Linked DNA regions of Homo sapiens: regions 2, 3, 4 and 5 are each linked to region 1. A link is a loop called in an ENCODE intact Hi-C map of the cell type or tissue named here. Cell type or tissue: endothelial cell of umbilical vein. All regions are shown on one strand.

Region 1 (5,000 bases):
AATGCCCACTCCACCTTCAGCTCTGTGAATTTGGGGAGTCAGTGTTTAATGTGTACAGAATTTCAGTTTGGGAAGATGAAAAAGTTTTGGAAGTGGATGATGGTGATGGCTACACACTAGCGCACTTAAAACCACTGAACTTTACACCTAAAAATGGTTAAAATGGTAAATCTTAGAAATATTTTATCACAATAAAATTATGGTCAAAGTTTTACATTATAAGAAAAGGGCCAGGTCAACCTACTGCTTTACAGCATCCTGTCCAGCTATAAAAATAGTGTTTAAGACAAGTATGAAGTAGAATTGGAAATGCTTATGACAAAGATTATGACAATTATATCTCTGCAAAAATAAACAACACCTAAGGCCCTAAGGAAATACATCAAAATGGAGCCATGGGTGTTTTTATGTCACAAGGAAGATAGAGATATTTTTTTCTTTACTTTTCTTTTCCAGTGTTCTTTTTTCTTCCATGAGCAGGTACTACTTTTAAAGGGGGAAAATAACAAAGTTCATTTCCTTCCATAACTTCATTCGAAAAGAAAGGGAGGAAGAACAGAAAGAAAACCCTTTATGTTTTGTGTTCCTAGAGGCATTTAAACCCAGCCCAGGAAACGGCAATTAATCAGGCTGGCAACTGCTCTCAGCTCTCTGTTTTTTGGTATAGTGGATCCCCCTGGCAGGCTGGTGAAGCCTGTGGAGCATTCTTGGAATAATATTTTTAAACGCATGTAACGAAACATAGGGTTACGAAGGAAACTGATTATTCTGAAACACATTGTCAAAAAATATTTTTAAATCCTGATATAGTGTATCAATCAGAGCCAAGTCAGGAGAAAAAGAAATTACAGCAGTGATTTCAATAGAAGCAATACAGGCAGCCCCTAAACAGGTGTTGCTTGGCCGAAAAAGCAAAGGAGGCCTCATACCACAGAGGCGTCATCTCAGGAACAGCTAGGGCTGGAGACAAAGACCGGGGTGATGGTCCCAGAAGGCTTGGAGTGGGGACCCGGACCTCAGAGCGGGGGCTCAGGAGGGACTGGTGAGGGTGGTGTCTGGGCGTGTGAAAAACACTAGAAACAGAACCAACAACTGCAGCCAGGGTGAAATCCCGTTGCTGGGGTGACGCTCACAGAAACAGGAAGCAGGCAGGAAGCAGCGTGCTCCGGGCTCCCTCCTCCCACTGCCCAGGCTCTCTCTGGGGGCAGGGCCCGATAGGGCACAGCTCTGGCCCTGCAGCAAGGAAGGGAGGGTTTGCAGTGGAGAGGCAACAGTTCAACAGCCAGCACGTGCGTGCACGTCCTTATTCCACCAAATACTGACAGTGATGCATGAAACCATTTCCCCAGCTCTCAGCAACAACCCGAAAGTGACGGAGAAATACCTGTGGTTTCTATTGGTGCTGAGGTCACACTTCTAATACTACCGAAGGTTTTTGCCCGCATTCATAATGGAAGGTAATGCTACCCTTTTATTCCTATTCAGTTTCGGGGATCTCTGGAAATCTATCCAAAGGCCCCTGGGGGAATTCTTGGACCCAAGGTTAAGAATCCCTCTGGGCCTTTCAAGGTGTCAAATGCAGTTCTTTTGTCTTCCTTAATTTTTGCTTTTGAAAGTCACATAATTGACCATTGATACCAGGGTTTTAAAACAGGTTTTTAAAGCAAAAATAATAAGAGGACAAACACATGCCATTCTGCACAGCTCTCATTTAACTAACACTGATGGCCACTCCTGCAGATAGCAAACAGTCACTTTTGCAGTGTATCACATTTTGCCTATTTCTGAATGCCACAGAAAAGAAGGAAAATGCACAACTGCCCTTGCGTCCTTGCCCCTGCTCATCTGCGGGCGCAGGCTAGGATTCTGGGGGGCTGCAGAGCTCTTTCCTGTAATACCCCACCACCCACTTTGACCACGACCTAGATGTTGATGGGCACCCAGTTCATATTTCCAATCCTGACTCCTCCAAGCCTCAGCCCCTGCCGTCTGGACACCTCTTCCTGGAAGCCCCAAAGGCACCTCAAATGTGACAGATCCAAAGCAGAATTCCTGCTGCCCCCTGAGTCCCTTCCCTGCATTTCCTTCCCGCGGGGGCAGCAGCAGTGCCTCCTAGCAGGCTTCACTTGAAGTCCCTGTGCCCAGACTCATGTGTAAAGGAGAGACAATAATAGTGACAACTTCATAGGGGTGGTTGTTGTGAGGATGAAACGAGACAATAGACAGTGTTTGTAGACGCGCTCTGCACAGAGCCTTAGTGTCAGGAAACGCCCACCACTCACTGCCAGCTGCTGGCGCTCCTGAGACAGCCTCCGCCCACCTCTCCGCCCGTCATCGAGTCAGCTTCCTCTCTTAATGCCACTCCGTGCCCTCCCACAGCTGCTGTCTTAGAGCAGGCCTCAGCATGTCTCCTCAGAATGATCTGAATTGTCCCCAAACGGTACCCTCCCCGCCACTGCTGCCAATGTGACTTCCTTCATTCACACATTGATTCATTCCATCCACAAACACGGACCCAGGGCCTCCGCCGTGCCAGATACCACGCCAGCTACAGACAGAACGACCGACCGGGGGCAGCCGCACTTTCTGGGGAGGACTGATGTCAGACAACCGCACACCCAGCGAGGGTAACTGTGAGGAACCACCCCACGCCACGCCCCACGCCACGCGCGGCACTGGATGTACAGACAGGAAACCCAGAGGGAAGTGCAGAGGTGCAGGGAGAAGGTGAATCTGACCCCTCAGCTCTCTTGGCGAGACCCTGGCGAGGCTTCACCTTGAGAATGGGGTGACGTCCAGACTCCCCCCGGGCGCCTACCATGGCTTCCTGGCGAGGCCCTGGCATCCTGCTGCCTGCGGGCCCTCCCAGCGCTGTCCCCGCATTGTCCCATCTCCTACAGACCAGGGACACAGAGGTCTGTTATGCCGCCTGGTGGTGACTTAGAGCCTTGGAAAGGGAATTGCCATGTTTATTTTTTTTTCACTGAAACAGTGTATAAAGATGCAACGGTATTTGTAATAAAAGAAGGCCCAGCCCTTAGCTGAAGAAGTTAGGCTAATCCGTGTGGGGGTTTCATTTCACCTGAAGAGAAGGTCCCTCCTTCACTGTCTCACAAAGTGAGAGAAAGCACAGTGTGTGGTAAGTCTGTTCTTCGCCTAAAACGACGGAGCACGGTCATCGTATTGTAAAAGAATTTCTCATGCTTCGTGAAGAATGGAAACACTGCAACCATCTATATAAGACGCCAAAATTCAGTATTTTGTGGCTTAGCTATAGCAATACCTGGAAACACAGATGACTCAAATTGAGAGGTTATGTTCAGAGCTTCAATATCAGGGACATAGTTAAAAGGATATATCATCCACATTTGGATACTGTAAAGTCTTATTTCAAAATATGATAAAGTAGATATTCTCTTAGAAGAATCAGAAGGAAACCAAATTTAAAACACACCAACAGCGGGTGCCAGGGTGAAATCCTGGCAAGGACAAATATTGAAAAAATGGTTCAATATTTTTTCAGGAACAAGATAAACTTTGTGTTGAGGAGTACAGAAAATTCCCTGCTTTCTTTCCATTTTGACAGAGCCATCTGATCATAATGGAAAACTAATAGTTTTAAGATCTTTTATTTTTCAAATATTAAATTTTCATTGAACACAAAACTCTGACTCTCTTGCAAAAGAACTACATTTCTCACCTTGATTTTAAGAGATTCCTATTGCCAGTAGATAGCTATATACTGTCTACTATTTTTTAAAAAGCCACTAAGAAAACAAGAAGCTGGGGCATCGATCCTCACTCTCTAAAGTGATTGTAGAGCTAGCTTGCTGTGTGCGCTCAAGGAATTCTAGAAACCATGAGAAGGAACTGAAGGAAGGTGACCCAGCAAGGCAGGTTCTGCTGTGGTTTAAGCCAGTTAGCTTTTTTACTTTTCTGGATACAGGTGCTTGGTACAGGCCAATATTGTATATGATGCAATATTATATATTTTAAAGGATCTAGACAGAAAGGAAAAAAAACATTTTTTTCAGAGACAAATGCTATGTTAAACTACTTCTGCCTAAGTAATTGTCTGCTGAAAAGAACTATTTACTGAAACACTGAATTTGAAAAGAATGATACTGTATCAAGTCATATAATTTCGTTAAAGAAGCAGAAGTGGAAATAAGGAAAAGAAACCCTCAACCCGGTGAACAGTGAAAAAGCATTAAGAAAAGATGTTGCCAGACGGGTTAGTTACAGCAGTTAAATGTGATTTACTTAGAGAGGGCATCTAGTATGTTTCAAAAGGAATACACAGACACACACATGCATGCAGGCACACACACACATGTGCACACACACATGCAGGCACACACACACCTGCACACACACAGGCATGCACACGTGTGTGCACACAGACACATAAAGCAGTGCTGAGTAGGCTGAGGAGCTGTCTATGAGTGGTGGCCCTGTCCCTGGCCAGCTTCTCCTGAAGGGACACAGACACGGGGAGCAGGGGTGATGAGCTGCCCACTGCAGGGTGAGAGCTCCTGAGCCACTCCTTGCTGCCCCGGCTTCCGTCCCCTTACCTGTCTTCCTTGTCCCTGTGACCCCAGCTCATCCTACCACAGTTCCCTTTAGTTGCTGGAAGACAAAAGGCTCACATGACATGAAATGTATTGTTACAATAGGTTTATCTCTGATTTAAACGTCTCCAACTTTAAAGTACCCAACCTATAAGCCAGTAAGAGAGCATCTATTCTGTGCCTTCCTGGGTTTCTGATGTGTGACAAGCAAATTAGCATTTGTGGGATCACGGATGTGCTCCGATTTGTTTTCTTAAGTGGAGTTGAAGTGTTTCAGAGCCTTAGCTGGTTTGAAGGCCTCTGGCTCTCAGATCTGTATGGCTGTGGCAGCTTATAACCACTATGGACACTTGTAGGATATGTGTGTAGTGCAGGTTATCACACGAGGGACACAAGTCCATGGGTCACTGCTTGGAAAGGGAACTTCTG
Region 2 (5,000 bases), 57 kb after region 1:
ACTTGGAGACTTGAGCAGACACCGCATATAAGGAGATATACAAATGGCCAAGGAGATATAAAGAAAGGTGCTCACCATCTTTATCATCAGGGATATGCAAAATAGAACCACAGTAAGATATAACTTCACACCCACTAGAGTGTCTACAGTTAAAAAGACTGACAAGACCAAATGTTGGTGAGGATGCGGGGCAGCTGGAACACTCATGCATTGCTGGTGGGAGTGGAACATTGCACAGCCAGCCTGGAATGCTGTTTGGGAGTTTCTTGGAAACATAACCTACCATATGATCCAGTCATTCAACTCCTAAGTATTTACCCAAGAGAAGTGAAAACATGCCCATAAACAGACATGTACAAGGAAATCTGATTCACAATATCCAAAAACTGAAAACAATCCAATGTCCATTAACAGGTGAGGGGATAAGCAAATTATCCTAAATCACGGATGCCATACCATGTGGCAATAACATGAACCCCTAATGCAGGCAGCAATGTGAATGAATCTCAAAAACGTGTTGAGTGAAAGAAGCCACTCACAAAACCATATATATGGAATGATTCCATTTCTATGATATTCTAGAGCAGGAAAAACCTATGCTATGATGATAGAGTTTAGAAGAGGGGTGACCTTTGGAGGGTGGGTGGGTGGGTTGGCTACAAAGGGGCACAAGGAAATTTTGGGGGTGATGGAAATATTCTGTATCTTCATTGAGGTTGTGGTTATGTGGGGTGACCAGCCATGCAGTTTATCTGGGTGTAAGGGGCTTCCCGAAGGATGGGACTTTAGTTTTAAAACTGGACCCCTCTATGGTGTGCATGTGCACGTTTGCCAAAAGTTGCATGTGCAAATGCACACTTAACATTTATGCCTCTTATTATGTCTAAATCATACTTCAATTAAAAAAAGAGTATTTAAAAAAATCATGGTGGGAAAACAACCAAACCAGTGAAATCACAAGCAAGCAACAGAAGAGGGTGTTTGCCTTTGAGGTATCATATTGAACTCACAGTTTGATTGTAATAAATGTTGAAAGGTCCATAATGTAGGGGGCTGCCTGACTCATCACTTCCTCCAGGCTGTGGAGACCCAGACAATAGATGCTGGATAAACAGGTGCTCTGGAGGCACATTTAGTGTTTTGCACAGCTGACTCCCGTTTTCTAGAAGAGCTTGGGGGTTGGAGTAGTTCCATCTATTTGCCCCTTCTCCATTTTCACAGGGCCTCAGATACCCATGGCATTCGGTTCTCCTACAGAAGAACCACAGGTGAGTATCATCAGGACTCGACGATAAGGAGGAGACTCACCCACAGTCCCGGGCTGGCTTTACTGTCTCATTTGTGAAAAGGATAATGAAGCTCGCGTCTCCCCTGCCCCTCTGCCAGTTAATCACAGTTAATCCCATTTCCCGTGGTGGTTAGGGGCTGTTCTGCACTCCTGGTCACTGACTGAGTGTCTGTAACCCAGAAGACAGAACCAGGGTATGCCAGGCTGTGTGTGGATTTTGCTGCTGTTTTTCCATGAACTGTCACACAGCTGATTTTCGCTATAAGATGGCTCCTGCAGCCTTCGACAGTTCACACACATCCCTACATCCCGTGGGGCATGTTGAGTATGGAATCACGATGTTCCTCCACCATTCCGATGTAGCTAAGCAGCTTTTCCCCTTGAGGAATCACTGTATTTTTGAGCAAAACACCATCCTTATCAATCACTCAACCGCAGTCCTCCAGAACGGAAATGTAGCACAGATGTTTCAGATCTCTTTCAATGTTATAGGAAGACGCTTACCATATTTTTGGCAGTGGCTTTTAAAAGCACTCTATGTCCTTGACTTGCCAGTTTTAAAATAGTACAAACATTTCATCAAATTTTTTTGTTGTGCTGAATAATGCTCTGAAGACTTTTTCATGAGAAAATCACTTGAGATTTCTCTACATTGAGATAGCACCCAACAATTGAACACCTTCTGGAGAGGCCTGGGCTTTGCTTTATTTTAGTCTCAGCCATAAACGACGCTCAAGGGGACAGGCCCATCTGAAGCGTTCTGTGCCAGCTTCCAGTCTATTTTAGGAACATAATAGGAAAATAGTTTGCCACTTACTCATTTGCATCCTGTGCTCAAGTAGAATTCTTTCTATCAACATCCCCAGACAAAGAACAGTTCATAAAATTAGCTACAGTTTATAAAATCCAGGCTGGCCTCAAGCAGAACAAAGATGATGTGGGTTTTCTTCCTATGGAAGATTTTTCCTACACTGAAATGTTATCACAATGCAAGACAGGGCCATCGAAAGGATGAAATGAAATCACCCCTGTGTGGTCCATTGGCACAAAGCTCAGTGCCGCTGTAAGTGCACAATAGGGCCCCTACTGTGTGCAGTGTGTGGAAGGAGAGATACTGGGATGAGTGAGGCACAGTCCCTGCCTTCAGTGGGTCTCAAGATGTCAAAGGAGTGATGAGTGTGTAGATAACCAATCCTGTGCAATGACTGCATCTCGCTGGGAAAATCAGGAAGGAGCACTTGCTGTAAGGATGGATATTGGACGGGCTGTAGCAGAGGAGAGTCCAGGCAGAGGAAGCCGGACCCTGCAGCCTCCATTTCACCTGGTCCTCACGGGTCATGGTTTCACTATAGTAAGCGTGGAAGTTCTAAACTGTCTCTGCATCCTCTTTGGAAACTCCTGTCTGGTCACTCTAAGAAGGGGACTCAGGATCCTTGCTCAGCAAGAGACCTTAGCTGTTGACCAACACTGCTGCCTGCCCTGATGGAACAGAGATAAGATACCCCTCCCAAAAAGAAGGAGGGCCTCTGGCCTTGGACTGGAGAGGAGGTGGGATGGGTCAAGGCCTGATCCCGAGAAAGAGGACAGCCCTCCTGAGCAAGCCCAGATAACGGGACAAAGACTAAGATGTGCCAGTGTCTGGCTCAGAAAGGAGACAGATATTCATGTGTGTGTGTGTGTGTGTGTTGTGTGCGTGTCAGAGAGAGAGAGAGAGAGGAGAGAGAATGTCAGGTAGCTCATTAACTTTCTGCTTCCCAATCTCGGGTGAGAACTTGCTTTAGTCTTTTCCTGCTGGTTGATGAATGGATTTTAGGAAAAGCCATTGAAACAGTATACTCAGATTGTTTCAAATTGTTTCATTTCCTAAAGGGATGTGGCAGTTCCTGCATTCACATAGCCATTGAGTCCTGTGCTGGTCCCTGTGTGCTCCAGGTGGGAAGCCTGACCTTTTTGTTTTTGTATTTTTCATTTACCCACCCATTCACTCGCTCACTCACAAATTCAACCAATATTCACGGAGTGACCCTTGGGAATAGGAGAAGTGGTGCATTCTTCTTTGGCTGAACTCAAGGTGAAGGCAAGTCGCCTCCAGGATACTTGAAAGGCCCTCTTTTCTCTTGCCCCGTTATAGCATATCTTGTGGTTATCAGGGCTCCCACAATTGTCATCCTTGGAATAAAAAACCTTCCTCTGTGCAGTCTCACTCCAGCTTCTCCCCCAGTTCTGCCTCCTTGGAAAATGTCTTCTTCCGGACCCTGCTATGTTCTGGGAGGATAATTTCCTACTCAGGCCTCAGTATTTAGGGAGAAGAATCCTCCCCAGTGAACCTGGATAGGAAAAAAGATAAATGGAAGCAGACCAGGTTTCTGCTCCCACTTGCCTGGTTTCTAAATTGGTATTTTCTTCCAATGCATCCATAGCATTCCTGGGGGTTGGGGTTGGGGGCTGAGCGCGTCTGATGATTCTAACAGCTCCTTATGTCTTAGGGGCTTACCATATACTGTTACTACAACACGTCTAGTGCCCATGTGAATAATTTAATTTTTATATTGTTATTTAACTTGCGAAGCTCTCTTTGGGCTCCTCGATAGACAATAAGCTCTCTGAGGACAGGGATTGCTTTCTATTTCTGTGTGGCCCCACAGTTTCTGGCACAGTTCTGGGAGCTTGGGAAGGTTTCTGATAAGTACTTAATGAAGGATGAGATCTACTATGCAAGAGAAGGGGTGCGTTGACTCCATCCTGTGCTGGTCACAGTGCTCCTGGGAGTTTGGTTTAGTCCTGGGAATAAATTTAAATGGGAAATTCAGAGTGTACAGAAGAGCAACTGGGGGTTAGATGCTGTGATGAAGCTGAGCAGAGTGGACTGTCGGGATTACCAAGGGCAGAGGAGGAGGCCTGGGTGAGGTTCCCAATGCAATGGGAGGAGGGCTGCTCTCAGAACAGAGCCTGAGGGCGGAATGGGGTTTCTTGGCAGCACAGGGTCTCAGGACAGGATGTGCCGTCAGAGACAGCCCAGAGGAGGCGCTAGTGTCAGGCAGCGCTAGTTCCAGGGCGTGATAACAGGTGTTTTATGAAAAATGCATTTCAGCTCCAGTACCTTTGGGGAATGCTGCAGTTAACAAAGGTAAATAGGTCTCAGCACTGTGAGACTGCTGGAGGTCTTTGATATGCAATTGTGCATTGACTCTCTAGGAAGGAATGCCAGGAATGGTCATTCCAAACCCACTTGACCCCTTATCTTGGAAACACATCATACAGGTTGAGCATTCACAGAGGCCAGTTATGGAGATAACAGAGTACAGGGTCTGTCTGACAACACATGGGCCCAGGGCCTTTCCCGTTGTAAGCCTGCAACAGAGTGACGCAACCACTGAGCCGGGCCCCCTCTTTGGTGCTTCCTGTGGCTTTCTGAACAACCACTGGCGTCTTTCCTTCCCCCCTGGAATCAGAATGCCTATTAGGTACATTTGTTCTGATAACTTGAAACAGTATATGACCAGGTCAGTCGTCATGCTTTGGAGTTTGCAGGCAATGCATGGTTTAATGATGATTATTAAAGTGACAGCCATCCCTTTGTGGGGTCTCTGTTCTGCTGAGAACTCCCCTTTGCTCAGAGCTTCCTCCTTCCACCATGTTTGTTCATGTGCTTCCTGCTCCTCCACCCACCTCCCCAAGCTTCCCAGCCCTTGATGACCCCATGTGAATTTGG
Region 3 (5,000 bases), 68 kb after region 1:
CCCAGAAAGGCGGAGAAGGGGTAGAGACCCAGAGAGAAGGGGTTGGGGTACTTGCCCCTCCCCCAGAAAAGCGGGACTTGCCACTAAGGGTGAAGGACCAAGGCAGGCATCCCTGTGTGGTCTGACACCTCTGAAACCTGGGTGAATAATCAGAGAGGCATCCCTGCAATGATTAAACACCAAGGGAAGTCTGCCTTCCCTAGTCCGTGACTGGCGCCAGAGTTTTGGGTCCACAGATAAAACACATCTCCTTTGTCTCTACCAGAAAATGAAAGGAATTGAAATTAAGAGAAGGGAGAGATTGAAGAGCGGAAAGGAGAAAGTAGTTGAGGGATAGTGAGAGAGGTTGGAGAAGAGAGTAAGAAGAGGCCGCTTACCCGATTTAAAATTGGTGAGATGTTCCTTGGGCTGGTGGGTCTGAGGACCTGAGGTCGTAGGTGGATATTTTTCATGGAGCAAAGAACAGGAGGACAGGGGATTGATCTCCCAAGGGAGGTCCCCCGATCCGAGTCACGGCACCAAATTTCATGAGCGTCCATGTGAAGAGACCACCAAACAGGCTTTGTGTGAGCAATAAAGCTGTTTATTTCACATGGGTGCAGGTGGGCTGAGTCTGAAAAGAGAGTCAGCAAAGGGAGATAGGGGTGGGGCCATTTTATAGGATTTGGGTAGGTAAAGGAAAATTACAGTCAAAGGGGGGTTGTTCTCTGGTGGGCAGAGGAGGGGGTCACAAGGTGCTCAGTAGGGGAGCTTTTGAGCCAGGATGAGCCAGGAGAAAGAATTTCACAAGGCAATGTCATCAGTTAAGGCAGGAACAGGCCATTTTCACTTCTTTTGTGGTGGAATGTCATCAGTTAAGGCAGGAACTGGCCATCTGGATGTGTATGTGCAGGTCACAGGGGATATGATGGCTTAGCTTGGGCTCAGAGGCCTGACAGCTGGGGTGGGGGAGCCTAATGCAGGGCCGGCGGCACAGGCATGTCACCCCTGCATTCCCTCGGGGCCTGTGCTCAGAAGGACCCAGGCTGGGTCAGATGCTCTGTGTTAGGCTAATAACCTCCCAAAGGGAGTTAGTTATGTTACGTTCTGTGTTAGTTTCCTGGGCTGCCATAAGACCTTACCACAAGCTGTGTGGCTTATAACAGAAATGTATTGGCTCAAGTCTTGCAGGCCAGAAGACTGAATCAAGGTGTCAGCAGACGTGGCTCCTTCTGGAGGCTCCGAGGGTGAATTCATTCCTGGCCTCTCTCTGGCCTCTGGTGCTCCTGGTGGTCCTGGGCGCTGCTTGGCCTGTGGACCATCACCCAATTTCTGCCTTTGCCTTCCCATGGCCTCTTCCCTCTGTGTGCGTTTCTGTGTCCAAATCTCTCTTTTCTCATGAGGAAGCCAGTCATTGGATTTAGGGCTCACCTGAATCCAGGATGACCTCATGTTAAGACACATTCTAAGGTGCCAGGTGGACATTAATTTTGCGGGGACACTCTTCAACCCAGCACAAGCTCCTAGAGTATAAAAGCTTCCTATATGGCTTGGGAACTCCCAAAGGACAGGGCCTGGCATAAATGCCCAATTTGCTTCTTTTTTTTTGAGACAGAGTCTTGCCCTGTCACCCAGGCTGGAGTACAATGGTGTGATCTCGGCTCACTGCAACCTCCAATTCCTGGGTTTAGGTGATTCTCCTGCCTCTGCCTCCCGAGTAGCTGGGATTACAGGCATGTGCCACCACGCCCGGCTAGTTTTTGTATTTTTAGTAGAGACACGGTTTCACCATGTTGGGCAGGCTGGTCTCAAACCCCTGACCTCGTGATCCACTTGCCTCAGACTCCCAAAATGCTGGGATTACAGGCCTGAGCCACCGCGCCTGGCCCATTTGCTTTTCTTTTAAGAGACAGGGTCTCGCACTAGCACCCAGGCTGGAGTGCGGTGGCATGATCTCGGTTCACTGCAGCCGCGACCTCCCAGGCACAAGCAATCTTCCCACCTCTGCCTCCCAAGTAGCTGGGACTATAGGCACACGCTACTAATCCCAGCTAATTTTTGTATTTTTTTTTTTTTGTAGAGACAAGATCTGTCTATGTTGCCCAGGCTGGTTTCAAACTCCTAGGCTCAAGTGATCTTTCCCCCTTGGCCTCCCAAAGTCCTGTGATTACAGACCTGAGCTACTGTGCCTGGCCAACCAATTTGCTTTTCACAGAGACAAATCTCCACAAAAGGCTGACCTTGTCATGAATATTTATGACATCTAAGGCATTATGGGTTGAACTGTCTCTCTCTAGAATTCATATGTCCAAGTCCTAACCTCCATACCTCAGAATGTAATCTTACCTGGGGAGAAGGTCTCTATGGTGAGGTCACCAGGATAGGCCCTAAACCAATATGACCATGTCCTTATGAAAAGGGTAAATTTAGACACGCAGACACACACATGCCATGTGACATGAAGGCGGCGATAGTGATGCTTCCACAAGCCAAGGAACACCAAGAATTCCCAGCGAAGCACCGGGAGTATGGAACAGATTCTCTGCAGAGCTTCCAGGAGGAGCTGCCCTGCCACCTTCTGGCCTCTTCTCGGGCTTCTGGCCTCCAGGACTGCGAGACAATCAGTTCCTATTGTTTAGGCCACTCAGGTTGTGATAGGTGGTTACAGTAGCCCTGGCAAAGTCACACACAGGGCTGGGGGCAGCATTGTTTCTCCGCTTTCTTTCTTTTTTTTCTTTTGAGACGGAGTCTAACTCTGTCACACAGGCTGGAGTGCAGTGGCATGATCTCGGCTCACCGCAACCTTGGCCTCCTGGGTTCAAGCGATTCTCCTGCCTCAGCCTCCTGAGTAGGTGGGATTACAGGCACGTGCCACCACACCTGGCTAATTTTTGTATTTTTAGTAGATACGGGGTTTCGCCATATTGGCCAGGCTGGTCTTGAACTCCTGACCTCAGGTGATCCACCCGCCTCGGCCTCCCAAAGCTGGGATTACAGTCGTGAGCCACCACACCCGGCCGTTTCTCCATTTTCTACGGGAGACATGTTTTCCACATGTTTGGACCGTCCTTTGGGGATAACTGTGAGTGAGCATCTCACTTGAGAACCTCCCTCACATCCTCCACGTACTTCGCCCACGGTGGGGAGGTGGGGAGGTGGGCCCAGCAGCCTGTGGCCTCGGTGTGCTTGCTGCACATGGAGTGGACCCCATGTGGCCTCCTCCAGTGAGCCTCCAGGCTTGGGATGGGCCAGGTGCTGGAGCAAGTCCATTCCAGAGCTTGGTTCTTTTAAAAATTTCTATAATATATATACATATATTTTATAGACAGAGTCTTGCTCTGTTGCCCAGGCTGGAGTGCAGTGGCACGATCATAGCTCACTGCAACTTTGAACTCCTGGGCTTAAAGGATCCTCCTCCCTTAGCCTGCCAAGTAGCTGGCAGCTAATTAAAAAAAAAAAAGGGTGTTTTTAAAAAAAAAAAAAAATTGATTGGGGGGATCTCACTATGTTGCCCAGGCTGGTCTCGAGCCCCTGGCCTCAAGCCATCCTCTCGCCTCAGGCTCCCAAAGTGCTGGGCTTACAGAGTGAGCCACCGTGCTGGCCAGAGCCTGGTTCTTAGTGGGCCAGTCAGGGAATTTCAATGAAAAGTAAGGAGCCAAAGAAAGAAGACAAGGAAGTTGAAATAGGTCGGGGCTGAGATAATCCTTAGAGATCAACATCTCGGGTCTCAGTTGTTTATCTAAACCGAGCTGAATTCCAACCCCCACCCACACCTCCTGCATCTTCCCGGGGCTCTCAGCTTTGCTTTTTCAGAACGGTTTTCATTGTGTGTGTTGCCGCTGGCTGGATGTGAGGGTGAGTGATTTTACCGTAGCATCAAGTGTAGCCCAGAGCAACAGATGAACTCCGGAACAGAGTCATTTCCTGGATTCTGCCCTCTGGGTTCTAGATGCTTCCTGACAGTTCCGTTTCTTGACGTGCAGTTGCCGAGTCAAAGGCTGTGTTGTTGAATTCATTGCTACGCATCCCAGGTTTGCCCTCTCAGAAAACTGCACTGCCAGACAGTCTCAGCAACGGTTGGTGGACAGTCTCTACTGTTTTGCCAAAGCTTGGATGTGATGAGGCTTTGCCAATCTGACCTCCATGCTGACCGGCTCCTGCACGTGCTGGTGAGGCCGAACGCTCCTGCTAGCGCTGCCTGCACACCTGGGACTCACTTTCAGCGAATTGTCTGGCTGTGCCTTTGTCCATTTTTTGCTGATTTATAAATCAAGGATTTTAAAGCCACATGTTTGTGGCAGTTATTGTCCCAGCATTTTGTTTTATCCATATGCTTTTCTTGATATACAGGTGGCTTTCATTTGCAGAGGTCATTATTTCCTCCCTCTTATGGTTTGGTTTTTGCATTTGCCTCTGTGGGGTAGGTTAAGAAAGTTGTGGATTTGAATCCTTGTTCGATAGCTACGTAACTCTGGGGAATGTACTTAATCTCTCTGAGCCTCAATTTTCTCATCCGTAAAATGGGGATAACAATATCCACCTCCCTGGTTTGTTGGTGTGTATGGAAAAACTCTCTCAAACTGCGTTTTTCCTCTTTCACTCCACCACCACCTCCACAATCATCAACACAGAAGACGTCTGCAATAAAAGGCGTGGGGGTTTCCCCACACATTAAGCAGTGGGCCCCAGCTGGGTGTTCAATTCTAACACTGTCCACCTGGAGATAGCACCAGATCCCACTGGGTGGGGGGCTCAGTCCCCACGACTGCCACCCACCCCAGACACCAGTCATAAGCCTGGGCCTCTCGAACTTCTGACGGATGGGCTTCAAGTTGGGGTTCCCATGACCTCCTCTCTGTGTTGATCAATTTGCTGGAGCAGCTCACTGAACTCAGGGAAATAACTATGTTTGCTGGCTTATTGTAAAGGATGTTACAAAGGACACAGATGAAGAGATGCGTAGTGCGAAGTATGGGGGAAGGGGCAGGGAGCTTCCAAGCCCTCCCTGGACACATCATCCT
Region 4 (5,000 bases), 92 kb after region 1:
CCACAGAGAGCTGTACCCACAGAGCACCCACCTTTCTTGGGTGGGGGTGGGGGGGTGATGTGTGGGGTCTGTGAAGCTTCAGGGTGGTGCCGGGCATTCTGTATTTTACAGGTGAGGGGGATGGAGGCCCCGACAATGAGGCGCGAGGCCCTAGTTCCTTTCATTCCAGCAAGCCAGGGTCCGAGCATCCCCCTCACACCTGCCCTGCCTGTACCAATTGCCTGCCCTCTCTTCAGGGGGCCTACCAGGGTCGGGGGGTGAACAAAGCTGGGCTTGCTGGGGAGTCCTAGGCCAGGTTGGGGGTCTTTGCTTGGGGGGCAGGCCTGTATGTCTCACTCTACTCCTGGTCCTCTGTCTGGCCCCGCAGGGGCCATCCCCCTGCCGGCAGCTTTCAGATGAAAGCCAGGGCCTCCCTTCCTCCAAGCCCCTCTCTTCCAGGCCTGGGTTTATCTCCTCTCTCTGAGGGGAAGGACCGTTCTACAGGCTGGGCTCTGCCTTTCACCCAGAACTGGTGGGTGGAGTCTTTGTTCCCACTCTGGGTCTCTGTGATGGGGCCGGGGTGGGAGGCTGTGGGCTGTGGCCCGTGGCACAACGGGGAGAGGAGAACAGCCAGATTAGGTTAGCCTGTGGCTCATGAGCTGCCTTCATCCCATCAGCCTCCAACCCTGGGGTCCGCACTTTTGTATTGAGCACCTCTGTGTGTGGGCAGCTGTGCCGGGTTGCGGGGTTAGAAATGTGGAAGCTCCTTCCTTTGCTGTTGGCTGAGTCCCCTGTGGGAACCATGGTCTCCTCTGCTTCCATCCAAGTGTCTGCGTCACACCTTGGGATAATATTACAGCTTTTAGAGGTAGATATTACTGTAACTATGGATAGATGTCATGCAATTTATTATTATCATTATGTTAATTTTTTTGAGACAGAGTCTTGCTCTGTCACCCAGGCTGGAGTGCAGTGTCTCACTGGAACCTCTGCCTCCTGGGCTCAAGCCATCCTCCCACCTTAGCCTCCAGAGTAGCTGCTATCACAGGTGCGCACCACCATAGCCAGCTAATTTTTATATTTTTTGTAGAGATAGGGTTTTGCCATGGTGTGCACCACTGCACCCGGCCTATGTTAATTATTTTATTATTATTTTTTTTGAGACGGAGTCTCGCTCTGTTGCCCAGGCGGAGTGCAGTGGTGCAACCTTGGCTCATTGCATCCTCTGCCTCCTGGGTTCAAGTGATTCTCCTGCCTCAGCCTCCCGAGTGGCTGGGATTACAGGTGCATACCACCATGCTGATTTTTGTATTTTTAGTAGAGACGGAGTTTCACCATGTTGGCCAGGCTGGTTTTGAACTCCTGACCTCAAGGAATCCACCACCCTTGGCCTCCCAAAGTGTATGTTAATTATTAATCCTCATTATAATAATTACATGATCACATATTATAAATGTGGATATTGCCACTTTTAGGATGAGGAGATGGGATGTGCTCACTCCTTTAACTTACGTGCTTTGGGGGAAGAGTGATCTGTGTTGCACAAAAACCCTTTGAGAGCAGACACTCCTGCTTCTTTTGTCACGTGTGGCTTCAGCTTTTATCAAGAACACTGGGCTCCTGTCCAGGGGAGAGGGTAGGCCAGGAGCAGAGCCTCAGAGGAGAATGGGAGTGCTGTCCTCACAGGCGGCCTGGAAATGCAGGAGGCAGCACGCCCAGTGCTTGGCTGCAGGATCCCCGAGGGAGGGACAGGATGGATGGCCACAGGCATGCCACTCCTTCCCTCCGTCTGGATTTTTTCCCTGTGAAACGGGAGTGTAAACACCTTCCTGGAGTGGCCTCTCCATGAAAGGTTGCTGTCACCCTGGGTGGCTTAAGGTCACCAAGGCCGGCCCTGTCCGAGGGGTCAGCCTTCAGGAGGATTGACTCAGGTCCCTGGGGCCCTCCCGAGGGTCTGGTTCAGTCGACAGGTGTGTGGGGTGGGGCCCACAGCAGGACATGACACAGGTGGTGGGCTCAGCTCCTGGCAAGACACCGTCCATCCAGAGGAAGCAGGAAGCAGAGCCAGAAAGGGACATGGACTCGAGCCCTGAAGCTGGAAAGCCAACGTGCTGGCTGGAGCCAGAAGAGCAGGCAGGAGCAGAGGCAGAACGGACGGGAGTCCGAGGGACGGGAGTCCAAGTGAGCGCAGCCTCCCGCCCACCCCCGCCAGGGCCTGCTGCGGAGGTGGCAGCTTTAGGAGCCCCTGCTGTGTCAGGGACGGGGGCTGGACCTCCCCATGGACTGCCCCCACTGTCCTAACAGGCCACAGCAGGGGAGATTCTGTGCGCTGCTGACTTTCTGCATGACATCTTTTGGAAGGATGGTGACATCTAGTGCTTGTGTGCACATTTGCCAGCTGAAGCCACAACTAACCCCAGACTTGTTGGGCTTTTTCCAGGAAGGGGACGGTGACAAACAGGTACTGAGCACATTCAACTTGGCACCAGCTGACTTCCCTTCTAAATCGAGAACGTGGCTGACGTCCTAGAGCCCCCAGAAAATAAGTTTCCATTTCATGTTCCTTTCAATTTGTCATCAGCTCACTATTTTTACAAAACAGCCAAGTGCTACAGAGAGGGCTTCAATGAGCAGAATTGGCTGTTTATTTAAATTAAAAGGTAAAAAAAGCAAAACCACTTAAATGATATTAACATTTAGTAGAGAGGCTGGGCGCAGTGGCTCATGCCTATAATCTCAGCAATTTGGGAGGCCGAGGCGGGCAGATTGCCCGAGCTCAGGAGTTGGATACCAGCCTGGGCAACATGGTGAAACCGTGTCTCTACTAAAAAAATAAAATTAAATTAAAAAAATAAAATTTAGTAGAGGAACTTTTTTTTTTTTTTTTAAGATGGCGTCTCATTCTGTTGCCCAGGCTGGAGTGTGGTGGTATGATCACAGCTCACTGTAGCCTCAACCTCCTGGGCTCAAGCAAGCCTCCACCTCCACCTCTTCAGTAGCTGGGACCACAGGTGTGCGCCACCACACCCAGCTAATTTTTGTGTTTTTTGTAGAGACAAGGTTTCACTGATCTTAAGCTCCTGAGCTAGATTGATCTTCCCTCCTTGGCCTCCCAAAATGCTGGGGTTACAGGCATGAGCCACTGTACCCAGCCAAAACTTTATTTTTTAATTACATTTTGGCCTTAGCCATGGAGATATAGAAATGTGGTTAGTGGGTTTCTGAAAAAGGTTATGATAATAAATGCATGCTGTCTTCCGGGTCAGAGCCACGGAGTGCACGAGACTAGGTTGCCTCAAATACCTGTCCAGGGGCCCACCTGAGGGCCTTACATCTCTGCAGGGAAGGGAAGGGTCTATGTTCTGTAAATAGCCAAACATTGACTATTATTATGCATTATCATTGCTTGGACTAAAACCCATGCCCTCCTTGGAAATTTGCTGGAATTTTACATTAGTGTAAATTCAACCACCAGCCATCATTTTCCCTCCCCTCCTCCCCCCCCTTCTTTTTTTGAGGCAGAGTCTCACTCTGTCTCCTGCTGCCCAGGCTGGAGTGCAGTGGCACAATCTTGGCTCGCTGCAACCTCCACCTCCTGGGTTCAAGCGATTCTCCTGCTTCGGCCTCCCGAGTAGCTGGGACTACAGGGGCATGCCAGCACACCTGGCTAATTTTTGTATTTTTAGTAGAAACAGGGTTTCACCATGTTGGTCAGGCTGGTCTTGAACTCGACCTCAAGTGATCTACCCACCTCGGCCTCCCAAAGTGCTGGGATTACAGGCATGAGCCACTGTGCCCAGCCTCCAGCCATCATTTTCAACATGGAAAAGGAAAATATGAGAGGCTAAGATTGGTAAATGGAGGAAGAAAACCTGAATTTTATGCTCACGTTTCACCCTGCGCCAGCTTTTAAGATAAAACCAAATTCAAACTGAGAAATGTGATTTGAAGTGATGGGAAACAGAAAGATGTGGATAAAAGGCCCACGTTTTAAGACAACAAGTCCACAAAGAGCAAAGAGGACAGAAAGAAGAAGCAAAATTCATATGCCCTTTCTCTCCTTGCTCAGGCGATTTAACAGCCACCCTGGGTGAAGGGCACCATTAGCTCCTGCTATGGATGAGGAAGCTGAGACTTAGAAAGTTTAAGCAAGCTGCCATCAGATCAGCTGATGGGTGTACATTTATATTCTGGGCACGGTCTTCATTCTGGCACCATTGTCAATCCAGTGGAGCATCTGGTGTGTTCAGAGGTTTATAGCCGGTTCAGTCCCGACAGTTGCCCCATCTAAGCTGGAAATCACTGGTCCTACTGTCTGGATGGAGACTGCAGCTTTGTTTGACCTGGGGAGTTGGTCTGACTTCAAGTTCCTGGACCTGCAGGGAACTGCAGGACATGCGGGCAGAAGAGCCCAGGCAGTGGTTTCCGTTTAGGAAGAGGTTGTCTCATGATAGAGAAGCACGGTCTTGCTGCACCATGCTGGAAAGCTCTGTCCAGCCTCCTGTTCTCTGTCCAGCCTCCTGTTCTCTGTCTAGTGGGTGCAATTGAGTTTCTCCCACCCGTAAAGAGGCGATTAAGTCCTAACCCCCGGAACCTGTGAGTGCGACCTTATTTGGAGAGAGGGTCTTTGCAGATGTAATTAATTAAGGCCAACAAGATGGAACTTAGGATAGCCCTTAAGTCCAGTGACTGACATCCTTATAAGAAGGGGAGAGGACACAGCCACAGAGGGGCAGCCACGTGAAGACAGAGCCAGAGATGGGGGTGATGCAGCCACCAGGAACACCAGGGTTGCCGGCAGCCCCTGAAGCTGGAGGAGGCCTGGAATGGATTCTCCTTCAGTCTCCGGAAGGAACCAACCCAGCCAACGCATCAGTTTTGGACCTCTGGCCTCCAGAACTGCAGGAAGAAATTTGCTAATTTGAGCCACTCGGCTCATGGGACTTTGTTTTGGCAGCCGCAGGACACTCATGCACTGTCCTTGGAGTGTAAGTTTTTATTTTAAACATGTGGCTCCATTT
Region 5 (5,000 bases), 160 kb after region 1:
TGGAGCTGCCTGTTTCTATTAATCCCAGCCTCTGCCCTTTGCTTGCACCCCTGGTAGTTGTGGGGGATGCAGGCACTCCTGCAGTTATGACCTCTGATACCTCAGTATCTCCTTTTCCCATTCTCAGTTAACAGCATTTCAACCAGTTCCTTATGTGAAACGACCGCGTGGTTTCTGTTTTAGACATTTCCCTGACTGGCCCACCTGTGATCCCCGTGGGGATCCTATCCTCATCTCTCGGGCCTGGGGCCCCTCTGCAGGAAACTCCTCCCTTGTGGTTTTCACTCCCAGAGGCACAAGTGTCCCTATTCACTGGACTGGCTGTGCTGACTGTCCCCAAGTGGGGACAGCAGGGCCTGGCTCTTCCACAGCACTACCCTCAGGACAGCCCAGGACCCGGCACCTGGCGAGCATTCGGCGGATGTACTCAATCAATCACCGACGCATCTTCCAAAGCCTCCTGCGAGATGGAGACCTCACTGTGCACCTCCTTTCATCCGCCCCCGAGTGCCGTACACCCTCCTCCGTGATGTCCACACCAGCTTACAATTCTACCATCGACTGGGCCTTGGGAAGCTCTGGGTTCTCAGGCTCTGTCCTGAGCCAGCAGTGATCTTTTACATGGGTTGGAAAATTAAGTCTCATTGTACAGTTTTCCATTTATAATACAGAGATAGAAATAGTCAACCAGTTGGCAAAACTGGAAATCTGAACGACGGACTTTATAACAAACAGCTGAGATCAGGTGACAAGCACACGCTGTTACTGCCTGTCCTGCCTGAAGCTGCCACTGCCATTCACTGCTTTGCTGCCTGTTTAGGAATGTCTGGGAAGATGCTGGGGTGAGTCAAGGGGACCGGCTGCCTGCCTGGGCTCAGAGGGCCTCAGTTTCCCCAGTGGAAGGAAAGATGGGGGAGGCAGCATGGTACATTTTTTACTTAAATCTTTCTCTTAAAGATAAAAGCTGTCAAGGGTTTTAAAGGGGCCTGCAGGTGCCCGTGTCTGAGCTCTGACAGGTCTATTTTTACACACTCAGCGGATGCCTGCCTGGCTGGCAATGCTGCTGGGGCTCAGAAAACAATGCCCCAAATGAGGGCCTCAGCAGCAGCCTCAGAAGCAAAGTTTCTCTCTGACCTTCTCCTGCCCTCTTGTCTCTCAGGCCCATTCTTCCCCAAGGCCAGCCACAGAAACTAGAATCCCTCTTCCCCAAGGCAGGACATAGAAACCAGTATCCCTTTCTCCCAAAGCCAGCCATAAAACATACAAATATCACTCTTTCCCTCTACTTTTCTGTGTAAAAACTAGCCATAAAGAAATTATCTGGCTGGGCATGCACGGTTTATGCTTGTAATCCCAGCACTTTGAGAGGCCCAAGTGGGAGGACTGCTTGAGCCCAGGAGTTCAAAACCAGCCTGGGCAACATAGTGAGAACCCATCTCTAAAAAAAAACATTAAAAATAAAAAAAGAAATTATCTGACCTTCCTTGTTTGACTTTAGGTCATAAGACCCTCACTCCAGAGAGCATCCCGCCCCATTCTCGGAGGAGGAAAGGCCAAGAAGAATCCAGGCAGACAGACCTTGCTAGGTTCCCCACTCAGCCTATTAGCAGCAGGTCCGGCCTTGTTATATAATCTTCTTTCCACACGCAGTCCACCCTTTCTTGAACCTAAGCATAAAAATGGACAATTTCCCTGCATCTGTGGGTCTGTATTCTGAAGGCTCCCATGTATACACGGTAAACACATTTCTAAATCTTTTGTCCAATGAATCTGCCTTTTACGAGATGATTTTTCAGTGAACTTTCAGAAGGTCAAGGCTTTTGGCTCCGAACGTGCCCAGATGACAGAGCCAGAGAGCAGACCTGGTTTTATTTTTGTTCTCTCTGGACAGTGAGTGCCTTGAGGAGACGCATCCCAAACCAACAGGCAGAGACCCCGTGAACTCCCCCTGCACCCAGGGATGCGGAAATGAGCTTTCTGGGGCCTGGGGACCCACCTGTCAGGGTGATGTCCCCGGCCCCCACAATGAACATGAAGAGGAAGTATCCCAGGATCTCAGGGATCCTTTTAGTGTTGGTCCCTTTTGTCACTCTGCACTTGGGCCAAGGGGGCAACATTATCCTACCTATCTGATCAAGTCATGCTAAAAAAAAGAAAAAAACCAAAAAAATTCCAAAAGATTTTCCTTGTTCCTGACATGGAACAGAGATTTTCTGACCACTCTTGATAGGAGAAAACAAAAATAAAACCACATGAGCATAAAGAACCTAGTGTTGACGTCAGGCGAGGTCTGCACTGTCAGGCAAAGCTACCACCGAGGGAAAGAGGGAAAGGCACTGGAAGGGAAGGCACGGGGGTAGGGGGACTGGGTGCCCAGCGACCAGTCCAGGGGTTTTCCCTTCCTTTCTTGGCCATCGGCCATCGAAGCTGCTTCCTGCAGAGCCTGCCGCGTCCTCTATGGAAGGCCTTGGTGAAACACCAGCACTCTGAAGGTTCACTCAATGAAGACCCCCAGAGGCCCACTTACTAGCTGGACAAGGTCTGCATTAGGCCCTGGCTGGGTCAGGTTTCAAAACATTAACCTTAAGCTTTTTTACCCTCCTTTTTTTTTTTTTTTTTAAAGGCACAGCTTTCCCAGTGTTTGTGTTCCTTGCTTGCGCCCTGTTTTAATGTTGTAGTTACAGGTGTCCAGCAGGGAGGAATGCAGCCCCTGTGGGCGCTTGGGGGAGCTGCTGGGAATCCAAGTTCAAGGAGCAGCTGTTTTCTGTTTTCTGTTGCCCCACAGCGCCACCTCCTGGCCCCTTGGTGGTGATGATTTTGAAGTCAGCAGGTTCTGGTGGGCCGTGTGAACTCCAGCAGCTCTGGGCTGAGCTGTGGAAACACTGCGTCCTTTGAAATAATACAGCTTCCTGAGCCCACCCCAGTCCCTAAAGACTGCCTCTGGGGTTGAGATTCTGAGATGCTTGACAGCATGGCTTTTCCCGGTGTTATGTGTCGTTTCTATCCTTAAGCCTGTTAGGGGTGGACTGGAGGCTGGACCAAGCTCCACTGGCTGCAGGAGGACCCTTCTGTGGGCTCCAGGCTGGCCGTGTGCGTGTGGGGAGGTGGGATTTGCTGCTAGGCTTCATGATCACTGTGAAGAAGCAGCCCCCAAGAATAGGGTGATAGGCCCTCCCCATGTCACCGGCCGTTCCTAGTCACATCTGTTGTTGCAGCATGTTATCAGTAGAGCCTCCTTTTACTCTTAAAAATGCCCTGGTTTGGATGATTGATCATACCTGCCCCCATCCCCACCCCACCACCCAAAAAGTGCAGCCACCCTGTGGTGTGCGGTGTACTGCTCCAGCGGTGCCTCTCCGTGGCCTCTGTCCTAAATTAAACGATGGGCTAAGATGCCTTGAAATGCCTGCAGCAGGCCCGGCGAGAGCTTGAATGCTCAAAGGTGTCTATGCCAACTTCTGCTTCTTCAATCAAACTTGAGGCTTTAAGAGACAGGCACGAATAAGGTGTCTCTCCAGAAGGAAGGCCTGGGGGAGACGCCTGGGCTGGGGCATGGTGAGGACGCCCCAATCCAGAAGCACAGCCTCTGCCCTGGACGTGCCCAGCTGCCGGAGCCAGGCGCTGCCTCGTGGCCCTGGAGAAACTCGCCTTGGTCTTGCAGATGGAGTCATCCAGGACACTGAGACCCCAGACACCTGGCTTGGTGGCGGCTGTCCCACCCGAATGCTTGGCCGGGCTTAGTGGCAGAAGCCTTGGACTCCAGGTAACAGGGACAAGGTGAGCTTTCTCAAAAACACTGATGGGTTAGCTCCCTTCAAACTCAAATGCAAAAGACCCCCCGGCATCCTCCCACCCTCTCCCTGAAAAGATCTCTTCCAAATGCCTTATGGGGGATCTTACAGGCGAACACATTGTTTAGTTTAAGCCTACTGCCTGGATTTCAAATTCATCATGAAATAAATACTTGGATTCAAAAGATGAAAACAACTGAATTACAACAGATTTCTCTAAATCTTGATAATCACCAGATTCATGTGAAATGTTTGTTGAAAAGAGAGAGCCTAGGCCCCAAACCAGATGTCCCAGGGAAGAAGGGCTTGGAAAACATGTAGTATTAACAAGCACCCTGGTGATTCAATCAGCAGCTGGGTTTCAGAAACTTGGCTTTGAGTTCTCAACTTACTTTGAAGATTTGAAAACAATATAATTTCAAATATTGGCAACTTCAGCAGCACCCAGGACTTCTGAGGTGCTCAGACCAGGCCAGTGGGATGCAGAGGTTTGCACCTCACATAAAAAGGAGCCAATTTCACAGGGCACAGTGGCTCACACTTATAACCCCAGCACTTCGGGAGGCTGAGGTGGGTGGATTGCTTGAGCCCAGGAGTTCGAGGCCAGTCTGGGAAACATGGTGAGATGCCTGTCTCTACAAAAATTAAAAAAAAAAAAAAAAAGCAGCCAGAAGCAGGAATTCACAGAGAGGCATGTGCATGCACACACATGTGCACACACACATGCACACACACACGTACACACACACATGCACACTCCAAAGGAACCTGCTTTAATATTCCTAAAATGCCTGGGAACAAAAAGCCGTTCTTACTCTCCACTCCTTACCTCCACCCTGCAGCCGCCCGTGGAGGGACCGGATGACCTTGGCACTTCCGAACCTCTTGAAGCGGGCTTTCACATGCTCATAGTACCACTCCAGTGAGCCGATCTTCACGACTCTGCAGGGACAAGCACAGGCTCATGGCACTGCCTGAGTGCTGTACACAGGCCTGCATAAATCTCACACACACACACACACACACACACGAGTGTGTGCATGTGTGCGTCCACCCTTCTTCAGCTAGCCCCATGGAAGGGACACGCCAGATCCAGAAACTATCAAGGTCATTTTACCTCAAGGCCTGGGCTCACCTGGCCAGATGGCAGGGGTCACAGATCCAGCCCTGCTCCTCCGGGTGGACGCGGCCACAGCTTTTGCAGGTGAA

The links. Hi-C counts contacts between places; a loop is a spot of excess contacts. Peaks named below come from ENCODE experiments on the same cell type or tissue, not always from the same donor. Only the 100,000 strongest peaks of a DNase experiment are listed, where the experiment ranks them.
Region 2: it touches region 1 in a loop (5-fold over the local background); 39 of 110 quality-filtered maps call a loop at or near these places.
Region 3: it touches region 1 in a loop (7-fold over the local background); 35 of 110 quality-filtered maps call a loop at or near these places.
Region 4: a loop joins it to region 1, with 10 times the contacts of the local background. A loop is called at or near these places in 38 of 110 quality-filtered maps.
Region 5: it touches region 1 in a loop (4-fold over the local background); 17 of 110 quality-filtered maps call a loop at or near these places.

Annotation. Positions count from the first base shown.
Region 1 is chr2:237,671,161-237,676,160 of GRCh38, reverse strand. All of the region lies in intron 1 of LRRFIP1 (LRR binding FLII interacting protein 1), which reads right to left. Among named protein-coding and RNA genes, the nearest start is that of LRRFIP1, 46 kb to the right of the region's middle. RefSeq lists enhancers at 845-984, 541-1,087, 1,041-1,335, 2,456-3,081. In endothelial cell of umbilical vein, a CTCF peak has its summit at 2,959 (motif pointing left); DNase peaks (open chromatin) are centred at 630, 1,160, 2,320 and 2,920; H3K4me3 peaks cover 780 bases; H3K27ac peaks cover 3,367 bases.
Region 2 is chr2:237,613,900-237,618,899 of GRCh38, reverse strand. No RefSeq gene overlaps it. Among named protein-coding and RNA genes, the nearest start is that of LRRFIP1, 11 kb to the left of the region's middle. RefSeq lists enhancers at 3,627-4,417, 976-5,000, 4,418-5,000. In endothelial cell of umbilical vein, a CTCF peak has its summit at 4,317; DNase peaks (open chromatin) are centred at 1,099, 1,759, 2,089, 3,159 and 1 weaker place; H3K27ac peaks cover 4,747 bases.
Region 3 is chr2:237,602,721-237,607,720 of GRCh38, reverse strand. No RefSeq gene overlaps it. Among named protein-coding and RNA genes, the nearest start is that of RAB17-DT, 14 kb to the right of the region's middle. RefSeq lists a silencer at 3,293-3,473 and an enhancer at 3,125-3,628. In endothelial cell of umbilical vein, a CTCF peak has its summit at 2,571 (motif pointing left); DNase peaks (open chromatin) are centred at 2,550 and 3,890; H3K27ac peaks cover 2,085 bases.
Region 4 is chr2:237,579,240-237,584,239 of GRCh38, reverse strand. All of the region lies in intron 2 of RAB17 (RAB17, member RAS oncogene family), which reads left to right. Among named protein-coding and RNA genes, the nearest start is that of RAB17, 9.0 kb to the left of the region's middle. RefSeq lists an enhancer at 2,039-2,673. In endothelial cell of umbilical vein, a CTCF peak has its summit at 2,362 (motif pointing left); a DNase peak (open chromatin) is centred at 2,349; H3K27me3 peaks cover 228 bases.
Region 5 is chr2:237,510,722-237,515,721 of GRCh38, reverse strand. It overlaps MLPH (melanophilin), which reads right to left. Exons shown (of 16, transcript NM_024101.7): 3 at 4,927-5,000; 4 at 4,621-4,733. It overlaps MIR6811 (microRNA 6811), which reads right to left and starts at 4,791; the gene lies at 4,734-4,791. RefSeq lists enhancers at 1,938-2,438, 2,439-2,939, 4,320-4,820, 4,821-5,000. In endothelial cell of umbilical vein, a CTCF peak has its summit at 2,778 (motif pointing left); a DNase peak (open chromatin) is centred at 2,751.